3 separate regions of the Mus musculus genome follow, and regions 1 and 3 are each linked to region 2. A link is a loop called in an ENCODE intact Hi-C map of the cell type or tissue named here. Cell type or tissue: heart. All regions are shown on one strand.

Evidence for each region. Hi-C counts contacts between places; a loop is a spot of excess contacts. Peaks named below come from ENCODE experiments on the same cell type or tissue, not always from the same donor. Only the 100,000 strongest peaks of a DNase experiment are listed, where the experiment ranks them.
Region 1: it touches region 2 in a loop (2.1-fold over the local background); 4 of 42 quality-filtered maps call a loop at or near these places.
Region 3: it touches region 2 in a loop (5-fold over the local background); 6 of 42 quality-filtered maps call a loop at or near these places.

What each region holds. Positions count from the first base shown.
Region 1 is chr15:34,286,150-34,288,649 of GRCm38, reverse strand. No RefSeq gene overlaps it. Among named protein-coding and RNA genes, the nearest start is that of Matn2, 19 kb to the left of the region's middle. In heart, no CTCF peak of the experiment used is centred here; a DNase peak (open chromatin) is centred at 1,209.
Region 2 is chr15:34,236,822-34,239,321 of GRCm38, reverse strand. It overlaps Laptm4b (lysosomal-associated protein transmembrane 4B), which reads right to left and starts at 1,296. Exons shown (of 7, transcript NM_033521.3): 1 at 900-1,296. The coding sequence starts at 998. In heart, a CTCF peak has its summit at 1,271; DNase peaks (open chromatin) are centred at 441, 1,241 and 1,761; H3K4me3 peaks cover 2,108 bases; H3K27ac peaks cover 1,851 bases.
Region 3 is chr15:34,081,742-34,084,241 of GRCm38, reverse strand. Gm41291 reads left to right here and starts at 1,016. Exons shown (of 1, transcript XM_011245387.3): 1 at 1,016-2,500. The coding sequence starts at 1,235. The coding sequence ends at 1,768. It overlaps Mtdh (metadherin), which reads right to left and starts at 1,523. Exons shown (of 12, transcript NM_026002.5): 1 at 829-1,523. The coding sequence starts at 1,206. In heart, a CTCF peak has its summit at 1,430 (motif pointing left); a DNase peak (open chromatin) is centred at 1,551; H3K4me3 peaks cover 2,500 bases; H3K27ac peaks cover 2,401 bases.

The sequences.
Region 1 (2,500 bases), 49 kb before region 2:
TATAGCTGGGTCTTGAGGTAAATCGATTCCCAATTTCCTGAGGACCCACCATATTGATTTCCATGGTGGTTGTACAAGTTTGCACTCCCACCAGCAATGGAGGAGTGTTCCCTTGCTCCACATCCCCAACTACATGAGCTGTCTTTTGTGGTTTTGATCTCAGACATTCTGACAGGTGTAAGATGGATTTCCATTTCCCTGATGGCTAAGAACTTTGAGCATTTCTTTAAGTGTTCTCAGCCATTTGAGATTAAAGGAAGTCACTTTTAGGGTGAGAAGTCCAACAGATGAATTATTGCCTTTATTTTTTATTTAGTTTTATTAAAAACCCAGAGCCAACACGATGGTTCAGTAGGTATAGGTGCTTGCCACACAAGTCCACCCCCTAACTACATATGTTCAAAAGAACTGGTTCCCAGAAGTTGTCCTCCGACCTCTACCCATGCGTTCACGTTTTGAAGATTTAGTGTAGGAAAGTGCACATTGATTTGGACGCCTGAGGAGGCCATAGGTGCAGGATCCCCTGGAGCTAGAGTTACAGGCAACACAGGTGCTAGGATTTGAACTCGCATCTGTAAGATCAGTACAGGCTTTTGACTTCTGAGCCATGTCTCCAGGTAGATACACAATAAAAATTTCAAATGCATGTTCCCTGGTGCCCAAAACACTTCATTTAAAAAAAAAAAAAAAGTAATGTTAAAGAAGACTGGCTTCTCATGGAGTCTAGCTGGAAACCTTTGGCTCACCCTTGAGAGCGATGGTGCAACTCTGGCCTTTCTCTTTCCCATTTATTTACATCCTTACAAGGAGGTAAGAGCTCTGTCATGCCAGAGTGGTTGTCTTGTCACAGGCCCAAATGATACTGTACTGAAAACCCCAAGATCGTGAGCCAACGTAACCCTTATAGCAGTTGGTGATCTTAGTCTTTGTTGCACTGAAGGGTTCCCATGCTAAGACAAAAACTATACTGCTAATGACTTTCCTACAAAACATGTGGAAGTACCTTATAGGATAAGCAAGTGATTCCACTATACTGTTCTTGCTAATTGGAGTCCTTTATTGGTTGAGAGGGCTCCAGGCTCCACTTTGAGGAAACATGCTCTGGTGGCTAAGTGACAGCTTCTCTCTGCTGTCCTGGTGTTCTGGTCTGTAGAAGGCAAGCAAGGACTGCTGAGGAGGTGGGTGCTGGCTGGCTTCCACACACCATGAGCCCTTTAGCAGAGAACTTGGCCACAGTGCAGAAACACTTTAAGTGAATCCCATGGGTGTGGAGACATCCCTGCAATACCCCCCTTTTCCTTCCCTTTCAGAACACATAGCTATGAGCTGCCAAGACCCAGTTCACACATCCACAGGCACTATTTTTGGTTGTTGTTAGGGCTGGAGGCAGGGAGCCCTGAAATGGCTTCGCCTATGTTGTCACTTCGTCTGCAAGGGCTGCTCTTTCGAGACCTTGGCCAAGATATCTGCCTTCTTCCCTTCAAAGCCCCTGGGCTTGCTATGGTTGGGCAGCACGACAGTACAGTATTTAAGTCAGCTTCCACACTGGCTGCAAAAAATAACACATCTTTTTTAAAAAATGGAAGGAAACACATGTTTTTAAAGTCTCATTAGCTTTCTCCTATCATGAAGCTTGGTCTGCACAGCAGGATTTTTTTCCCCTTCAAATGCAAAAGCTCTCTGTGGAGAAAGCTACTTTAATCAAGACAGTCTTGAAGATGGCCTATTGAGATCATTATCAAGGACTCTTGTTACTAAGGGTGGAGGGACAAATGAAATGGGATGTGGTTTGGTTAAGCAGTCAAATGAACAAATCTTGGCGACGAGAGCATTTTCTTTGAAAGAAAGGAAAAGAAGAGAAAAGAAAGGAAAAGAAAAGAAAAAAAGTGACCATTAAGTGTTTGGTCTCGAGGGCTGCCTCGGGGTGAGGACATGAACACACTGGGGAGGCACTGAGGTGTTTGAGAAAGAACAGGAGGTGGCGGGCCAAGGTCTCGACATAAGCACCAACGTGTGGACTTCTGGTTCCTGGATTATGAAGATGGGGGATCAGTGGAAGTATGTATATTCTATACCAAGAGCTGCACTTATCCTCCCAAGGCACACACACCTATCCATTTGACTACATGTTATTTGCAAAAATTATTAGGCAAAGAGCTTAAAAATCTAATCTTGGAGGGGAACAGGCATACATAAGTTTCCTTATGAGCCCTCCATGGGGATCATAAACTACTTGAGAGAAGCCACTTCTTCCTTTCTTTCTTTCTTTCTTTCTTTCTTTCTTTCTTTCTTTCCTTTCTCTCTTTCTCTCTTTCTCTCTTTCTCTCTTTCTTTCCTTTCTTTCCTTTCTTTCTTTCTTTCTTTCTTTCTTTCTTTCTTTCTTTCTTTCTTTCTTTCTTTCTTTCTTTCTTTCTTTCTTTCTTTCTTCCTTCCTTCCTTTCTTTCTTTCTTTCTTTTTTTGTTTTTTTCAAGACAGGGTTTCTCTGTGTAGACCTGGCTG
Region 2 (2,500 bases):
GACCCAACTAAAGAAAACTTGAGACTATAAATAGAACTGTAACATCACGTGGAAGGGGAATGCATTGTTTAAAATGGCACAAGGCAGTTTACAATTCAATACTGAATATCTTTTTAAACTATCAAAGGGAGCTAAGAATATGTTCTAACTAAAAAGTTTTATATGCCACTTAACTACCACTTTCAACTACATTTCGTTGTTCTGCAGCAAGTAGCTCGGATCTCTCTAAAATGATGTCACAAAATCCAAAATATTGAGGAATCCGACTCAGTCCAAGGCTGCCAACCACCAACCAAGGGCAGCCAGCGCCACAGGGCAAGAATCCATCAAGCTAACTCGCTGCCCCAGAGAATCACATGTTTGTTCTTGACACAAATGTGAGCGCCAACCTGAAGGCCATTTTTAAAGAAAACTAAATTTGCCCGCCGTGCCTATTCAGAGGGATCACCTGTCCTCGGGCAGGAACCTGAGTGGTTGTTAAGATGGCTTCTCCAAGCCAACTGGAACACAGGCACACTTGGGTACCTTCCCTGTGTAAGAGCTTTAAACAGGCGTACGCAGGAAAATCCTCTCGAGAGGAACAAGAATTTCCCAACCGTTTCTGCTCGGACGCGAACTCGCGAGGGCGAACGCTGTGTAGCCGTGGTGCGTCCCGGGGGTGAACATGCCCGGCCCGCACCTCGCAGGGCCCGGTGCCCCACCCCCCCCCGCCCGGCCCCACATGCCCCCGCCACTGCAGCCCGGCTCTCCCCGAGAATTAACTTTCTAATAATACAACTTTAGGCGGATGATCGCGGGCGGCCCCCAGACCGACGCCGACCTAGAAGCGACTTAGTGGCGCGGGGTGAGCGGCGCGCGTGGGGACCCCGGGGGCTCCCTCGACGCCAGGGCGCGCTCACCAGGTACCAGACGCCCAGCAGGATGGTGCCGGTGCGGACATGGCAGCACAAACAGCAGCTGTGGGAGTAGAACCGAGTCCAGGGAGCGACCATCTTCATAGCTCCGGCGCTCGTGGAAGTTTGTGAGAGCGTCGCTCGCTTCGTCTTGGGTCCGCTGCTCCTGCCCCTCTCCTTGGCCGCCCCGACCCTCGGACCGCTCGCCCGACCCTTGGCTCTGCACTGTACCGAGAGCTCCGAGTGGCCGCTGCGACGGGACACTGGGCTCGAAGACCGCGGCGACGCTAGGAGGCAGGGGGGAGGAGAAGCCGTGGGTCACGTGGCCTGCCCGGGCTCGTGATGTCACCACCGGCTCCAGCCAGCTGCGGGCGCTGGGAGCGCTGCGCCAAATAAATGCTTCCTTGCTGGACCCTGAGGGAGTCTCCAGAATTTTCCTCCGGAAATGGGGTGCACCTTTGGTTAGGATTCAGATTCATTCCAGCTGTGTTTGCCTCACATCTAGCTTGCAAATAACCGGTGAATGCTGTGCTAGGATTGTAGTTATCTTGCAAACTGGCGGAAGGAAGGAAAACTGCTTAGAATGATTATTCCAGTCAACTGCGGTACTTTGAACCACTGCGGAACCCGCAGAGAGCAATTTATCTCAGCTTCCCAGCTCAATTACTTTAGTAGCAATCTTTTCCCAGAAAATAGAATGTGTGTCAAGGGCATCCTCACTGTGCTTCCGTGGCATTTTTAATAATGACTGAAGTTCTAGTAAAACAAAAACAAAAAAACAATTACTGCCAAAAGATCTATGCAAGTCACAATACACAGCGTTGAAAGAGCCCAGGCAGAGGACTAGGGTCTGGGGGCGGGGGATGTCCCTCCAGCTGCTGTTTTGGATAGGATCCAAGTTTAGCCTTTGATGACCACAGTGCTAGCTAAGAAGCTCTGATAACTTAAATTAAAAGTTCGTGTGAAGCCGGGCATTGGTGGTGGTGCACGCTTTAAATCTCAGCAGTCAGGAGACAGAGGCAGGCCAGCGTCTATAGAGCAAGTTCCAGGACAGCCAGTCTAGTCTATAGAGCAAGTTCCAGGACAGCCATCCTAGTCTATAGAGCAAGTTCCAGGACAGCCATCCTAGTCTGTAGAGCAAGTTCCAGGACAGCCAAAACTGCACAGAGAAACCCTGTTTCAGGAAAGGAAAGAAGGAAGGAAGAAAGGAAGGAAGGAAAGGAAGGAAGGGAAAAAAAGAGACCATGTGAAAGTTTTATTTCAGGATTAGAACAAGAAATAAAATGGGTTCAATTTGGCCGGTCAGTGGTGGCGCATGCCTTTAATCCCAGCACTTGGGATGCAGAGGCAGGTGGATTTCTGAGTTCAAGGCTAGCCTGATCTACAGAGTAAGTTCCAGGACAACTAGAGCTATACAGAGAAGCCCTGTCTTGAAAAACAACAAAAATTTAAAAAAGTTTTAAAATGGGTTCGATTTAAATTAAAGTACATGTCAAATAAGATGAAAGATGGTTCAAGATTGGTTAGTTTCACAAAGACGTGCATCTACCACACTCTAGTTTAAACTTGGCTTCTATTCCCAGAGATACCACGTGTAGGTCCTTGAG
Region 3 (2,500 bases), 160 kb after region 2:
ACAAGATCTCTCCAACAAATATACACAGAACAAAATATTACAGAGAAATCACAACACAGGATACAGAAGTAAAACACTAAGGCCTAACAAAAATGGAATAGCTTTCGCATTTCCACATGTGGTCCAGCAAACTGCGGCTTGAAATCTCCTCTCAACCTTCTTCAGCATTTTAATCTGTCACCTCTTTATGCTTTATTAAAAAACAAAAAAGTCTTCCACATCCTTTGACTGTACTATAGACTACTTTGCTGTACTTGCCTTATGTTTTTCTCGGGGCCATATATCCCGAAGGCGTATTAGATCGCCAGCTCCCTTTTGCCCAGTTCCTGTACCAGCAACCCAATGGCCACACTCACCAGGATAAGACAGGGTAACCATTTCCCTTTAACATTTCCAACTAAGATGAGTATGGCTTGATCTGAACACCTGTAATCCTCTTTAAGCCAGTTTTTAGGTCACCCCTATCTTCCGTGACGGTCTCAGGTCTCAACGTGGCTTGAGATAGACATCTCTCTCTACCGGGCAGTCTTTTCAGAACTTCCCAACGTCACTGTAAGGTCCCATTAACCTCCACATGCAGCCTACTTTCTTTCACAGGCCTCTAGGAAGGATCTGCTTTTGGGGAAACCAAGGTTCTCATATGATGGCTGTAAGTTTGGTCACTTTTATTTATACCTACCCCTGGAGTTAATTTCCATTCAGGAAAACGCGACTTTCCTACTGGTTCTTACACTTTCCGACTTCCCCCTTCTCAAGGAACGTGTTCACCTACCACCTCGACCTGAGCTCTCGCTTCCCTTGACCACCGGGCTCCTCGCCACTACTCACTTTGGGCTTTTCAGGAAGCTTCTTCCGGTTCTTCTTCTTTTGCTCCTCGCTTCTGAGATTCTTCAGCTGGGCTAGGTCGTCGGGGGCCGGAGTCGGCGGGGCCGCCTCCTCCCGTTTGCGGGGCGGGCTCCTTCGCTTCTTGCGGGCGCCGGCGCAAGCCGCGGCCCAGCCGTAACCTAGAAGGAAGAGCAGGAGCAGCCCGAGAGCGCCGGTGCCCACCAGGATCACCCAGCCCGGGTACCGCTTCGGCTCTAGCCCCAGGTCGAGGCCCAACTCCGTGCGCAGAAAACCTAGGCCGACCGAGAGCAACTCCCGCAGCCGGGCAGAGCCCTCCTCGGCCTGCTGGGCCAGCTCGTCCTGCCAGCTTCGTGCAGCCATCTTCCCTCCCGTCAGAGAGACTCGCGGGATGACGCCGGGGAGCGGAGCCGCCGCTGGAACAGTCGTGGGAGGCGACAGGGCCGCGACACCTCAGGCCGAGCGCATCGCGGCCAACCCTCACGCCGGAGTAGGGGATAGAGGGCCGCCGCCGCCACGGGGAGAGCCAAAGGTTCCCAGTCTCCGCAGCCGGCCTCACGCCGCCGCCACCAGGAGGACACGGGGCGGCGGGGACAGAGTGTCTCCAGAGGCGGCCGCTAAGCGGCGTCGGGGCGCCAGCGCCAGGACCCGCTGTCCTCCCCCGGCGGAACAATGGCGGCTCCGGCCGCGATCCACGCTGCGCGCGGAGGCCGGTCGGGTCACGTGGAGGCTGTGGGCGGGGCATGCGTCACATGGGGCGATGGGCGGGGCCGGGCGGACTCTAGTCTTGGAGTGGGGTCTCCTTGAGCTGTGTGGGTTTGGAGGCTTGGGGCGACTCGGAGCTTGCGAAGCGGGAGCTAGAAATCTGACGGTGGAACTCCTTCAGGCTCGGGCTTTCTGGATGCTGAGAGGGATTCAGGTGTGAGGCCTGCGCACGAGCAAGGCGGCCAAACCCATCGGAGTATGAGCAGGCTTTCCGCTCTCTTTCCTGCAGTGGTGGTGCAGTGGACCGGCTTTTTCTCCCTAGGTCAGGGGCCAGTTGGATGCTTCCAGAGGGAGCTCGGTGGACTCTGAGGCAGCGAGCACGTGTAATTCACATCCGAGTATTTCTTCGGGGCGGACTAGCATATTAACGTTTGCCAACGTTTGCGTCTGTTCTGTCGTTCACTCCTGCTGTCTGTTGTCAGGCTCCAGATTTAAAAAGTCGGCAAACCCGTGGGAGGCACTATTATTTTTCTACTGATTTGTAGCCTTAATAGGAAATATTGAGAGGAAGCCCTTAGACTGTATTTATATGCAAGAGAAGCATATTATTTTAAGCTTTTATACAACCCCAAAAGAATTGCAATTTTTGAATGCTTGTGTTGTCCAACAGTCAAATGTAGCATTAGAAGGAAACTAGGTGGGTTGGGGAATGTCGCTCAGCAATAGAACATGCTTACTGAACATATGCAAGGCTCTGGCGTCGATTCCTAGCACCAAAAATAAAGAGCTGAGGCGCTTCTTCCCTTCTTAATTTTAAAAATGCTTGAGGACTACCCTACTATTTGTATTTTGACTTTGCGGTAAGGAAACAGTGTCTATAATTAAATGTTAATTAGCATGTAAGCAGCTGAAGTAAATACAAACTAAAAACCTATTCATGTATTTTGACCCA